Regions from separate parts of the Homo sapiens genome. Here region 2 is linked to region 1. The links are chromatin contacts, found by Hi-C or POLR2A ChIA-PET in ENCODE. All regions are on one chromosome and are shown on one strand. Each heading gives the region's core, a stretch centred on a gene start or an enhancer-like site at or near the end of the contact. The rest is flanking DNA. Distances are from core to core; before and after follow the strand shown. Region 1 overlaps TLN2 (talin 2). Region 2 overlaps TLN2 (talin 2).

Region 1 (7,009 bases), core at 3,198-5,697:
ATTTTAAGAATAACAGTAGGAGCAGGATTGTAAACTTGGTTCAAGGAAGAAAGCACGTGAAGCCACGTGCCTTGATCGCCCGGCCTATTAAAGCCAATTTCACTCCTTGCCCGGTGTGTCTGGAGTGGGTTGATTAAGTTTTGCTTTCCATATTCTCAGGTGAATCTCTTTAGATTCTTTCCCACAACTGAATGTGGTAAATGCTTTTGAGAAGAGGAAAAGCTCTTTTTATGAGAGTTACCTGTGCTTATTTCTCTAAAGAGATGGCATGTGAAACCTGGCAGGTACCTCTGGGAAAAGTATACTGATGCATGTGCCAGGTGTCATACGTCGTGTGTTAAAGTGTGAATTCTGAGAGTGCCACTGTAGTTTCCAGTAGGTAATGTTATAATGTGTGCTTATTAATAATATGAATTTAGTATGCATTAATTCTTGATCCTGACTGATCTTCAAGAATCACCTGGGACGGCTTTGAATATCCAGATTTCAGAATCTCACCCAGACTCACTGACTCAGAGCTTCTGGAGTGGGACCTGGGGCCCTATTGAAAGCTTCTCTGGGGGAGACAGATATCATCAGCCTGACTTCCGTCTGGAGACCGGCCCTGGAGCAGCATGCCAATTTTGACAGGTCACCAGGCCAGAGCTTGTGGCTCTGGGTGGGAACCGGGGTTGGCGGGGGTTGGGGGGGTAGTGGTGAGCCCTAAGCAATCACTCAAGCGGGGTGCAGTGATCTTGTGATGGTACTGTTTCAGGAAGGAGGAGGAGAAGATGCCTGGTAGCAAACTGAGGAGAGGCCTGTGTGGTTGGATGGTTCTGCCTGGGATATCTGAGTTTGCTGTTCTGGGAAGCCAGGAGGATGAACTGATTCATCGGTTGGTGAAAGCCCCTGAACCTTTCCCTTTAGGTGCTTCGAAAATCGAAAGACTTATCGTTTATGAAAAGCACATGTGTTAAGATCGTGTCTAGCCAACTCTGCATTGTGGTTTCTAGCTGGTGAGACGTCTCCCCACCCGACTTGAGACCTGTCTTGGCCAGGGTTTAGTTACCCCCTCTAATTTTTTGGCATGCTGGGTTTGTAGTTTAGCAGGGAACTTCACTCTGGCCGATGTATTTAATTGCTGGTGTGTTTTGGAGAAGCTAGAGAGAGGAAGTAGTCTGGAAGTTTTCTTTAGACATGCCAACAGGTTTGGGTTAATTTTGGGGGTGGGAACTGGAAGATGCTGTGGCCCCTGGTCAAGGTGCCTGGGGTGGTTTGGTCATTTTTATTGTGAATTGCTAAAACATCAGGCACACCAATATCAGAAATACCAGAAACTTTCTAGAAGCAAACATAACTTAATGCTGAAGTGTTTGCATCTCTGTGTAGTTTCCTTGGCAAAGATTATTCAGGCCCATAATAATGTAATTGAGATAATATGTTTTCCTGAGAACTGTCGTGTCCTTTCAGCCTGTACGTGACTTATCCAAGATCACTGGTTAAGGTTTTTACATAACCGATATAAATGCGGAGACTTCCTGAGAGACCTGGCCCGAACTGATAAGAAAAAAGGTTTTGATTTTATGATGATTCCAATTTAGTGATATTCCTAAACTAGTTTATTCTAGTTCTCCTTTGAGTCCCCTGGAATGTATATATAAGTGTACAGATTTTAAAAAGGAAAAAATTAGGTCTTTGTGGCTGTGTTTACATATTCTGAACACTTATTGGACTTCTGTTGTAAGCTAGCATTTATTGGTGTTTCAGAGGTGGAAAATTCCATTACAGTTCAATTGACTTTGGAGAACATACCAGTGTCTAGAAAGTTAAACAACTGTTTTGTGTCTTAAGTGGAAAGCAAATTTGTATGACTTTGGAAATAGTGTATCTGTCTTATTGGGCCAATCATGGTTAAATTGAAGACATGGAAACTATCAAAAACAATTACAACTGTTATTTTCTGTCCAAACTCTTCCCGGTTAGAGGAATCTTGGCCTCAATTAGAACTTTAGCTTCTGTTTTGTTCGCTAGATGTTTTTACTCTCAATTACCCTTAATCTGGATTATTTGCGAGGTAGCAATTTTTGTTAGGAGGAGGTAGCACTTGTTTGAGTTAATGATTTGCACCACATTTTTGGGGATGGTGACTTTAATACTTTAATTCTGCAGGAGTTCAGATGTATAGTGGACAGATCTCATCTCTGTTTGAGACTTAGTCAAACGAACCAATAAATATTTATTGAGCATTTACTGGTACCCTGCATTGTGCTCAAACCCCATGTCGATCATGAGTAAAGTATAAGTCATGGCCCGGTATGTCAGATTGAACAGTAAGATGGTTAGAGGGAACAATCCACAAGGTAATGTAGAAGTGTGAGTAATTCAGGATAAATTGTTTGGGACAGTTACTGAGTGATACTCACTTTAGCCATTGGAGAGATCAATTTGGTCTAGAAGTCTCAAAGGCTTCCTGGAGGAGGCGAGAAAGATGATAAACAGGAAAAGCCAAAAAAAAAAAATACACAAAAACACCCAGCTCCTTCCAGGATGATAGTAATAATTTGGATGATCAAGCACAAGGGAGGATCTGAGAGACTGATACCTTGCTCTGGATTCTTGTTAGAAATAATGACCTTGAGCTGACTTTTGAGCTCCAGGCCCACTGAGTGAGGCTTGAGGGGAAACGACTTTTAACAGGTAAACATCTCTCTGAAGGGCTCCCAGGGTTTAAGCAGAGGACTCTGCCTACCATAGTGTCCCCAGTCCTTGGTCACAAGCCTGCTGGAGCATGTGAAACTGTGTAGAGCTTTTCCCTTTGGAGAAGGGAAATATACTTACATATGTGCATATACATTAAAGTGAACATTAAAAAAAGACCTAGTTCAATAACATTTTTGAATCTGAGATGAGAGCAGCACAGCAGTAGGGATAAACAACTAATTAAGGCCGAATGTTCTCTACATATTTGTGGAATATAATTTGACTGTGCACTGATGACATGTTAAACACAAAATTAGATACTTACATAATTAGGCAATTTAAACATATGTCATATCCCGAAGTCACCGGAACAGGTAACGGTAAATGTGACCATACTGCTTGTTTGGTTTCTCAGGGTTTGTGCCTGGAAGGATCACATGTAGCCTGAGACTCTGGAATTTTGAAACCAAACATTGACAAGTGGCTTGTTTGATTTGGTAGTTTAAGTTTGGATGCTGAAAGAATCTTTATAGCTCAGCAAACATGGACTTGTGCAGCTTTCTTTAGCTTTCTCCATTTGGAAAAACATTCAGAAAGAAGAAAGGGAAAATGGCATCAGTCGTTCCTCAAATATATAAATAAAATAAAGGAAATTTCTAAAAATGGAAGACCAGAAACCCATGTATATTTAATTCTATGCCTCTGTGCAGCTTGGTGTAAATATTTTGTGGATTTCATCTCTATTGGAACAAAATATCAGGGATACAAATGTAGAGTGGGTGAGCTCCAGGCCTTGGGCCCCGGGCATGGTCCCAGGCCCATCTCTTGCTCTGGGTTAATGGGACTTCTGGAACGCTCCTTGGAAAGGACGTGTTGCTCTTTTAGCTCCTGAATGCAGACAACAAATTCACTTGTGACTCAGAATCATAGCAGGCCTCGTCCTGGTGTAATAGCAGTTGGGCTGTATTCCTTCAGTGTCTCAGTGTGTGTATGTTTAATTAAATTTTTTTACTTTTTATTAGTGTATCTTTATTAGATTTTTTATCGAATTTTTTATTAGGTCCTCTGGAAAAGAAACACTCTGGGAAAGTAATCCTCTAATTGAAGACAAAATGACCATTTTAGTCTGTTTCATGATGCAAAACTAAATACCTGAGGCTGGGCAATTTTCAAAGAACAGACATTTATTTGTCTCAGAGTTCGGGAGGCTGAGAGGTCCAAAATCAAAGTGCTGGCTTCTGGTGAGGGCCTTCTTGCTGTGTCCTCACATGGTAGAAGGGCAAAAGAGCAAATCCACTCCTGCAAGTGCTTTTATAGTGGCATTAATCCACTCATGAGGTTGGAGCTCTCTTGACCTAAACACCTCTCAACACTGTTGCATTGGGGATTGTTTCTAACATATGAATTTTGGATCGTACACAGGGTACCATATTGAGATGATGTATGTGAAGGCACTTTGAAAAGAACCGGAGGCATGCTAATGTGTGTTATGTGATTTGATTTAATTTAATTTTTAAATGTTTTGAGGTTTGGGTTCTTAGAGGTGAAGAAACTGCAGGAGGTGTTTTATGGAGCTTTTACTGTGTTCTTGGCAATATACTAGGAGTTGTTTTGCTCCTTCGAGTACATGTATTTTGGCCATGACTAATTTAAGGTCCTTTGGTTTATGCCCTAGAATGCATATTTATAGAGTTTCTACGCCTCTTGTGAAACATGCTGACTCCAGAAAATCCCTCACATAACTGGCAGGGGAGAGAGAAGTGTCTGTGCCCTATTTTCCTACGAGCCAAGGAGAAGCCCTTGCCAGGCAGGCATGGGGAGTACTCATCCAGATGTGTTTGACATAGTTTCTGAAATAGACCACAGCATATGCCACTTGGTTTCTATTTTAAGATAGGTATGTTGACAGAGGCATTGGTCCCCAAATAGAGGGGCAGAGGGTGTGAGATGTGTACTCCTAGGGAGAGGAACTGGGTGTCTTTATTTGGTGATGTGAATTTCAACCTGAAATACAAATCATGGTGTTTTCTGGGAAGAAGACTGCAGCCCTGACAGGGCTCCAGCCTGGGCGTTTCATTCAGAGGCTCTCACCTATACCTGTTGCTGGCCACAGGGACCCAGGGGACAATCTGACACAGAAGCCTGAGGGTTTTTGCCTTGTAACTTCTTGTTGTATCTGAATTAAGTCAACTCTAAGGCTGTGGTATCCCTCTGGACTAATCGATTCCTGGTCCAGGAGGCCTGATTCCAAAGTTCTGAAACTCCATAGGGCCTGCTGAGAACCAGAGGACAAATCCCTGTACCACCTGACTGTCACCGAGGCAGACCGCTGGGGCATACCACCTCTGTTTCTAGTCTTGGTGTTAGCCAATCTCAGGGGTGTGAATTCTCTATTTAGTCCTCTTGACTATGGACTGTGATTGTGTTACCTGCTTGCTTCGGGTCTGCTCACAGACTGAGTTGTGTTTTCTGCTTTTGAGTCAAGGTTGTCACTCACTGGTTTTTTTCCCCCAGATGGCCTTTGTACATAAGGGCCCCTGTTCTGGTGTAAGGGATACTAATCTTATCATACCTGCCTCAGTTATTTGAAGCTTGAATGAATCGAGTCTCCTGTCCAGATTCACTTCCCTTCTTGTGGATCACTTGAGATCAGGAGTTCAAGACCAGCCTGGCCAACGTGGTGAAACCCTGCCTCTACTAAAAATACAAAAATTAGCCAGGAGTGATGGCAGGTACCTGTAATCCCAGCTACTCAGGAGGCTGAGGCAGGAGAATCACTTGAACCCAGGAGGCAGAGGTTGCAGTGAGCCGAGATCACGCCACTGCACTCCAGCCTGGGTGACAGAGCAAGATTCTGTCCCCCCGCCCCCGCCCAAAAAAAAGATTGTCTCCCTAATTTAGGCTCATCTGTCCTCCTTTCTTTTTAATACAATTTTAATTTTCAAAAAGTTAAATTTCACATGTAAAAATTTTAAAAAGTAGAAAGAGGCATGCAGTGAAAAGTAACTTTGCTCCAATCCATCCACTAAAAACTAAGGTCCCTTCCTAAAGGCAACCACTGTTAGTGGTATTTGTATATTATCCTGGAAGTGGTCTATGTATATGTGTCTTTATGTTCTGACTCCCTTCCCCTCTGAATATATAGTATATAAGGTGTGTGTACTTAAGCATCTTACTTAAAAAAAGTTAACATTGTAAGTTATATCCTATTAGATTATATAGAATAGCCTCATTCTTTTTTAACAGCAGTTTTATATTCCATTATAGTATATTCCATTTCGTCTTTTAACTGGCTCCCTATTGACATTTGGGTCTTTTTTTTATCTTTTGCTGATGTGTGTGCACTCTTGTGCATGCGCGCGCTCTTTCCCTTGCTTGCAAGTGTGAGTACAGCTGTGGGATAAAGTCCTAAAACAGTTAAGTCAGAAAGTATGTTCATCTTTAATTTAATATTGCTAAATTGTCCTCCAAAGAAGTTGTATCATTTTTAATCATTTAACCAACAATGTATGAGAGTGCCTGTTCCCAGGAGTCCTCGCCAACACAGTGTATTGTCAGACTGCCTATATTTGCCAGTCCGCTAGGTAAAAATGGAATCTCATATCACTTATGATGTGTGATGTGAGGTTGAGCATTTTCTTTTTCCTTCAACTTTTAAGTTCAGGGGAACATGTGCAGGATATGCAGGTTTGTTACATAGGTAAATGTGTGCCATGGTGGTTTGCTGCACAGATCAACCCATCACCTAGGTATTAAGCCCAGCATCCATTAGCTATTCTTTCTGATGCTCTCCTTTCCACCCCCAGACCCCAAAGTGTGTTGTTTCCCGCTATGTGTCCATGTGTTCCCATCATTCAGCTCCCACTTATCAGTGAGAACATGCAGTGTTTGGTTTTTCTGTTTCTGCCTTAGTTTGCTGAGGATGATGACTTCCAGCTCCATCCATGTCCCTGCAAAGGACCAAGATCTTGTTCTTTTTTATGGCTGCATAGTATTCCATGGTGTATATGTTCCACATTTTCTTTATCCAGTCTATCATTGATGGGCATTTGGGTTGATTCCGTGTCTTTGCTATTGTGAATAGTGCTGCAGTGAACATACGCATGCATGTATCTTTATAGTAGAATGATTTATATTCCTTTGGGCATATACTCAATAATGGGATTGCTGGGTCAAATGGTATTTCTGCCTCCAGATCTTTGCAGAATTGCCACACTATCTTCCGCGATGGTTGAACTAATTTACACTACCACCAACAGTGTAAAACCATTCATTTTTCTCCGCAGAAGTTGACTGTCTTTATATGCTTAAGTCATTTTTATTTCTTTTT
Region 2 (7,009 bases), core at 2,350-4,849, 37 kb after region 1:
GTTTTCCCCTAAGGAGATTTGATTTTGGTTTTATTTTCAGATTTGGGATGCTGATGACACTGACTCTGACCTTGTCTCCACTAAGCAGCTTGTACTTTTAATTTTTGCAAATGGCTGTGAATGGGGACAAACTGCCCAGTGGGTGGGGAAGTTGTCAAAATATTCCAAAAGCCAATGAGATTTCAGCATTCTGAAAGCCAGTGAAGAATTAGCCCTCCGTTTTGTGAGCCTTGCCTCAAGCTTGGGGGAGGACACTCACCAAACTAAACCTCCCTCGATATAGAGATGTGTGGGCAGATTTTAAAGTTGACCATTGCCTTATGAGTTACGGAATGGCTGTGGGTGCCTGTGAACTGGATGGATGTAAAGTGGCAAAGAGCCCCATACCAGGAGGCCGGAGTCCTGGGTTCTGTGCCTTGGCCTGCCTCCAAGTCTTTTGGTCAGGTCACCAAACATAATTGAGCAGTAGGTTATTGTCTGTAGGAGAAGGAGAGAGACAAAATTTTTGCTTCCCAGATAGGGGTGAAGTGCTAAGTGGTGAGCCTGGATTTGTGAAACCACAGGATAAACCTAAGATATCTTATTGGAGCCTTAATTTTACTCAGGTAATATGGAAGACAAGAGATTATTTTAAGGCCGGCTGTGGTGGCTCACGCCTGTAATCCCAGCACTTTGGGAGGTCGAGGTGGGTGGATCACCTGAGGTCAGGAGTTCGAGACCAGCCCGGCCAACATGGCAAAACCTCGTCTCTACTAAAAATACGAAATTAGCCGTGCATGGTGGTGCACGCCTGTAATCCCAGCTACTCGAGAGACTGAGGCAGGAGAATCGCCAAGAGGTAGAGGTTGCGGTGAGCTGAGATTGCGCCATTGCACTCCAGCCTGGGTGACAGAGTGAGACTCTGTCTCAAAAAAAAAATTAGTGTGAAAAAAAGCATGCACATATTGAATAATTGCAAAATTTGCATGACATGAATTTAAGCTAGAACACAGAACTTCATAAAGGAAGGAAACCTCAGACTTGCTGTGAATGGCTTCCCTAGTGTCAGGTGGCCCACCCCTTTAGTCCTTTGTGGAGTTTTGGCCAGATAATTTTATAATCCCTGCGGGGCCAGATCTCCAAAGTTCCTTCTGCATCTAAAATTTCTGGTTGGAGCAGAAAAGACACATCCTTGGCATAGTCTTGGGTAAGTTCACACACTTATCACCAGGCAGAGCCTTAGAAAGAATAAACAACAATAATAAAGGTTGTCTAGCTTTTAATAATCCAGACCCTTAAGTTTTCCTTCCATCCTTTTGGTGTAAATTGGAAAGCTGTTGCGAAGGCTTAAATAAATTTAATTTATTAAATAAATTTTTAAATTTAATTTATTAAATAAATTTCCAAAATAAATTTTGGAGCAGGCCTCATTTTGGTGTGGGACCCTCAGAGCTTAAGCATTGCCACCTAAGAGTTGACCTAAACTAGGAAATGAGCCAGAGGGTATAGCATGCTGATTTAAACTTCTTTGAAATGCCTGCAACAGAATGATGACAAGGGTGTTGGCTGTGGGGTCCATGTGAAAGTTAAATTACTGACATCCCCTGCACAGCTGGGATTTACTAAGCTGGGGAAAGTTAAGATGTTAAGACACTCCAGCCAGTCAGTTTTCATTTCTGAAATTATTTAATGTTACAAAGGAGTTGTCGGCTGGGTGTGGTGGCTGATGCCTGTAATCCCAGCACTTTGGGAGGCCAAGGCAGGCGGATCACAGGGTCAGGAGATTGAGACCATCCTGGCCAACAAGGTGAAACCCTGTCTGTACTAAAAATACAAAAAATTAGCCGGGTGTGGTGGCGGGCGCCTGTAGTCCCAGCTACTTTGGAGGCTGAGGCAGGAGAATGGCGTGAACCCGGGAGGCGGAGCTTGCAGTGAGCTGAGATTGCACCACTGCACTCCAGCCTGGGCGACAGAGCTAGACTCTGTCTCAAAAAAAAAATAAAAATAAAAAAAATACAAAAATAAAAAAAAAAATACAAAGGAGTTGTCTTTTGATGTTGATGTTCATGACAATTCTTTAGAAATGAATGTCAAAGGCTTCAGACAGGGATGCTCATTTCCATGCTGTTTTCTTGAGAGAGATAAGGCCAGGGCCTGGCAGGTGAGCAGAAGAACACCTACGAATACAGCAATTGCCCAGAAAACGGCTGCTGTAACCATTTGTCAACAATTTACCCTATGTGAGATGACTTTTCTATATGATGTAATAAAGATAATTTACAATGTTTTCGTGAAGGCAGGAGTAGGTGGTAGAGGGGGTTTTTCTTTGTCTTTTCTTGGCGTGTAATTGAAACAGAGCTTGGACTAAATGAGAAACATTTGTGTTGGAAAAAAGATTCCAGAAGCTTCTTGACTAGAGTCAAAAATTGCTTCCTTGTTTTATTGTGAGCATGTAAGCAGACTTCTCATCTAAGACAAGTGTTAAGAACATTGCCATTTCTGTCTGTTCATGAGCAGATGCATTTTCTGACCTAGGGAACTGTCTACATTGTAGACCAGATAGCACACACAGTGAATCAGAAGACAAAGTGTGTGAGTTGATCTGTCTCAAAAGAAATACATGGCTTTTGTGTGGATTTATAAATTCAGTCCCTTTCACAATGCTGCTTACCCAAAAGCTGTTCTTTATAAAGAAAAGTGTGCCCGTGCATTTTGAAGTCCCAAGCTTTTTTAAATTGGCCCCAGAGGAATGCTGGAGTTTGCAGAGGAAGACTAGTTGTTCTGCCATTGGGAAATAGGGCCTGAATGGATGGAGCAATGTGACTGAATACTTTGTGTTGGTGGAGTGTGCAAAGAAAAACTCTCCTCTTGTTCAGGCTGCTTGTGTGCTTGGCTTGATTCTGGAGTTGGCACTCTTGAGAGCCACCCACAAGCACCCTTAAAGCACTAACACACAGGCAATTCCTAAGTGGATGCCTAATGAAGGAAATATTTTAATCCCTTTGCTCTTACTGGCTCTCTTCTAGCTAAAGTCTGGTAGTTTAAAAAAGCAAAAGCCAAATTAAGAATACAGAACCCACTCCTCAATATGTCACCTTCTTCAAAAGTAAAACATCCCGGTGGATTTTGCCATCTTTCCTGAGCTCAAAATGGGCATGGCTCTTGCGTGTGGGTGTGTGTTTGTGTGGGGGTGTGTGTGTGAGAGAGAGAGCGAGAGAGAGAGCGCATGCACATGTAAGTCCAGCATTCTTCGTGATTGACTCAAAACAATAGCTTTATAGGGAAACCATTGCTAAGAGCTCAGGAAAAGTAAAGGCCTGCCAATTCCAGAAGGACAAAGGGTTTCAGCAACTAACATGGGAACAAAATGATCTCATGCCCCTTTCCCACTGAGACTGCACATAAGTGGGATCCTTCCCAAATTCTGAGGGCTCACTTATAGACACAGTCAGTGTTTCCAACCTATGGGACCCATTCGGGAGGATGGCCAAACCAGGAAACAGATTCCAGAGGTAGCTCTTTGATGTTTAACCCAGACAGTCAACCGACCCGGGCTCCTCAGCCAAGGAGGGGCTGAAACTCTTCAGTGAGGAAAACGAGACCCTGGCTTATGCTCAGGCATTAGTCACTACATCCAATGGCGAGTTCCCTTAAGTCAAAGGCCTGGGCCAGGGCTGACAGTGGACCTTTGATAACAGCTCTGCATCTCTGGGGTGCTAGGCTGCCAAACTTGAATTCCTAGTGATTCACACTAGCTGGCCCTTCACAGGCCTCAGAGAGCACGGGCAGGAAGAGGCCACAGGCTCCAGGCCTCCTGATGCCCCTGCCCCCAGCAGCCCTAAGAGTGGCCTGGAGCAGGTGCTGGGCAGGTGAGAATGGTATGCAGTTCTCAAGTGGCAGGTGAGATCCGCATGCAGGAGCTCTGGGACAGCCCCCAGCCACTGCCTTTGTTACCCACCGAGCCAGTGCAGGCACTGTGCTGGGAGAGAAAGGTGGGGGCATCTTTGAAGGTCTAAAAGTTTGGTGACACTTCCCTGCAGACAATAGTAGTTGTACTTTCAGTATCCTTGGAGAGAGAACATATCAAGACAAAAAGGCTATCGAGGCAATTCATATTTCATTAGTCATAGTAGGCCTTATGTACATTTTAAACGTAGCAAAATATAATTCTGGGACATTGCTAATTTGTTCTATAGACAATACTTGACATATATATGAAGAAGCTCTTGAATATCTGACACAACATGATAAAACTCCTCTGTTTTGCTCCAAACTGGGGTTAGGGTGGGGGTAAAAACAAACACAAGGCTGGGCATGTGTGGCTTACACCTGTAATCCCAGCACTTTGGGAGGCTGAAGCAGGAGGATGGCTTGAGCCCAGAAGTTCCAGAAGAGCCTGAGCAACATGGTGAAACTCTGCCTCTACAAAAAATTAGCTGGGCATGATGGCGTGTGCCTGTAGTCCCAGCTACTCGGGGGACTGAGAGGTGGGAGGATCACTTGAGCCCAGGAGGTCGAGGTCGAGGCTGCAGTGAGCCGAGATCATGCTGCTGCACTCCAGCCTGGGCAACAGAACGTGATCCTTCCTCAAAACAAAACACAAAATTGTTGCCATACTTAGGGGCAGTGCTGTTTGTAAGAAGCTTTAGGTCATATATGAAGATAAGAGTATGTTTTTGAAATAAGCTATAACCTGCGTCACCTCCTGAGTTTGGGTGTGCTCCAGTGTGCTACCCCAGCCGCACCCTGTATGTGCCTTTCCTGCATCTTTGCATGGCCCTTACAGGGAAGTCCCCTCCACTGGCCCCTTCATACTGCTCTAGGATTTTCTGTTCCCTTGTCTCTGTCAAACAAGAGTTCCCTGAGGGCAAGAACTACCCTTTTCTGCTGACACCCCAGCCCCTTATCTGGGGCCTGGCACCCAAGAGTCATGCTATGGAGGATCTGGAGGTAACTGAGATGAAAGATAAGAGTTGGTTTGGGGAAGGGTGAGGTTGGCCCTTTCACATTCGGGTTTGAAAACTCAGGACTGTAATAAAGACACAAGACAAATTCAGTAGTCTTCCCAAAGGCTGCAGGCAGGTGCACAGCCCAGCCTCCCTCATCAGTCAGTCAGATGGCAGCAGGAGGATGGGGGGCAGAGGCAGAGGGATTCCTTCTTTCTTGCGCCTTTCTGCCCAGCTCGCAGTGGTGCATTTCCTGCCTCCTTTCTTCCTTCTCCCCTGCGCTTGACATTCTCCACTGCATTCAGAATAAAGTTCCAATATCTTACCTTGGGATAGGAGGCCCGTCAGACTTAGATGCTCACCTGATTTCCCCTGATTCAGCTCCTGTTCCCACCTTTCCCATGCACCCACCCCCATGAGTCAGTCCCAAGGACTGATGTCTGGGAATCTCCTCACCCCACCACCTCCTGCATTGTATTCACCCACTTTGGGGTCTGTGTGCAAGTCATTTTTTCCAGGACCCCTCCCCACACCACCTATCTGATAGATCTCTTTCTTCCCCCAAACCCAGATCACATGCTCCCAGCCTTCGAGATGACTCCTTATATCTTCCTCATCTTTGTCCCATGGGGAGAACCCTCATGCCAGAGGGCTCCTTCTGTGTGCCTTTCACCCACGCTAGTGTGAGTTCCTGATAGGCAGGGATGCGGCTCCCTTCGCCTCTGGACCCTAGACAGCATCTGGCACGAAGCTTAGCAAACAGTGAGGACTCAAGTAGGCACTTCTCCCGTGCTTCAGCCCTGCACTGAGTATGGGGTGTGGGCCATCCAAAACTGGGTTCAAATGTTGCTTGATGTCATGGTGTCAATTTTTGGCTATTGTAACTAAAACATAAAAATGACAGCTTTGTTTACTAGTGAGATTTACCAAAAAAAAGTTTTTTTGGATGACATACTCTTGTTCAAATGATTAGGAAAGGAGTGTGCCTTCCTTATTTGGTCAAAATAGTAGTGGTGAGTGTGGGAAGGGTTAGGAATTGAGACACACTGATCATGCCCCTATAGCCTTTACCTATTTCTCCGACCGACGGATGACTTGAGCATTCGTTGAATGAGCAGAATTCCCCTGAGGAAGGTAAACTGACTGTGAGTGAGGTGCTTGGAGGAGGAGAGGCAAGGAAGCCAGGCCTCTGTGTGCAGCTGAGGAAGGGGGTGGCCCAGGGTTCCTCCTAAGTCTGTGGCCATGTCTGGTTCTTTGCTCCTTTCTTAGCTGTCAAAGGTGCCTTAATGAGACTGTTCCTGGTCACAGAATGTGCCACAGGAAATAGGCCTGCAGGGTGTGTAAGAGGAAAGACCAGTGGGTTTGCAGAAACCTGACACTGGCTTTTCCCAGACTGGGAGGCAGCCTCAGAGGTCAGCGTGGCATTAGCCCAGAGCACAGGACTGTCCCAGGGCGTAGACTTTTAAAAATGAAAGTGTATTTATAGATGGTGGCCCTGGGGACAGAACTTTCAACTGTTCCTTGTCAGGCCCCACCCCTTCACAGCACTGGGCTCACTTCAGTTTTATTGGTGTGTCTTAAAATGGGATTGGGAATAACACTGAGAATAATGCTTGGAGGTCCCTGTCACTAACACAAAACTGTCTTTTTTTTTTTTTAAGTGCTCGATTTCCATATACATACAGAAGAGTATGCAAAATGTAGGTGTAATTTAAAGAGTAACATGAACATCTGCGGAGCCAACAACCAGGTTACAAATACCTTAGAAGTCCTTCCCATCTCAACTTTTAACTGATCTTTGCTTTTCGTAGTTGCACTACCTATGTATGTGTTCCTAAACAATGTATGCTTTTGCTTATTATTCTTATTTTGAAAAATTGAGTACGGAGCACAAACCTGTGTTTGTAAGGGAAGGTTCCTACTGAAAACTATTAAGTGAAGAATCCTAGCAGAAGCAGAGGGCTTCAATAGTTGTGTGAGCTCAAAGGTCATACTTCTCTTTCATCAGTGCTACAAGAAGCCGGTTTCCTCACTGGATCCTGCTCTTCCTGTGCATCCCTTTGTAATTAGGGTTGCCATTCACA

The links. Hi-C counts contacts between places; a loop is a spot of excess contacts on that map. ChIA-PET counts read pairs that join two places held with the same protein, here RNA polymerase II (POLR2A). Pooled maps may share reads with other maps.
Region 2: a loop to region 1 is called in a map of ascending aorta, with 1.9 times the contacts of the local background. The contact joins two enhancer-like sites. A Hi-C loop is called at or near these places in 3 of 168 maps with a recorded cell type or tissue (ascending aorta, left cardiac atrium and sigmoid colon) and 5 of 50 pooled maps. POLR2A ChIA-PET finds 5 or more read pairs at or near these places in 4 of 52 experiments (Caco-2, OCI-LY7, WTC11 and 1 more).

The regions. Positions count from the first base shown.
Region 1 is chr15:62,428,449-62,435,457 of GRCh38, forward strand. All of the region lies in intron 1 of TLN2 (talin 2), which reads left to right. Among named protein-coding and RNA genes, the nearest start is that of TLN2, 41 kb to the left of the region's middle. Within about 2 kb of position 4,448, at least 6 of the 41 ENCODE cell types and tissues checked have a DNase peak (open chromatin) inside an H3K27ac peak, as active enhancers do; they include ascending aorta, where a contact is called at or near this core.
Region 2 is chr15:62,466,777-62,473,785 of GRCh38, forward strand. The region is part of intron 1 of TLN2 (talin 2); the gene reads left to right. Among named protein-coding and RNA genes, the nearest start is that of TLN2, 80 kb to the left of the region's middle. Within about 2 kb of position 3,600, at least 13 of the 41 ENCODE cell types and tissues checked have a DNase peak (open chromatin) inside an H3K27ac peak, as active enhancers do; they include ascending aorta, where a contact is called at or near this core.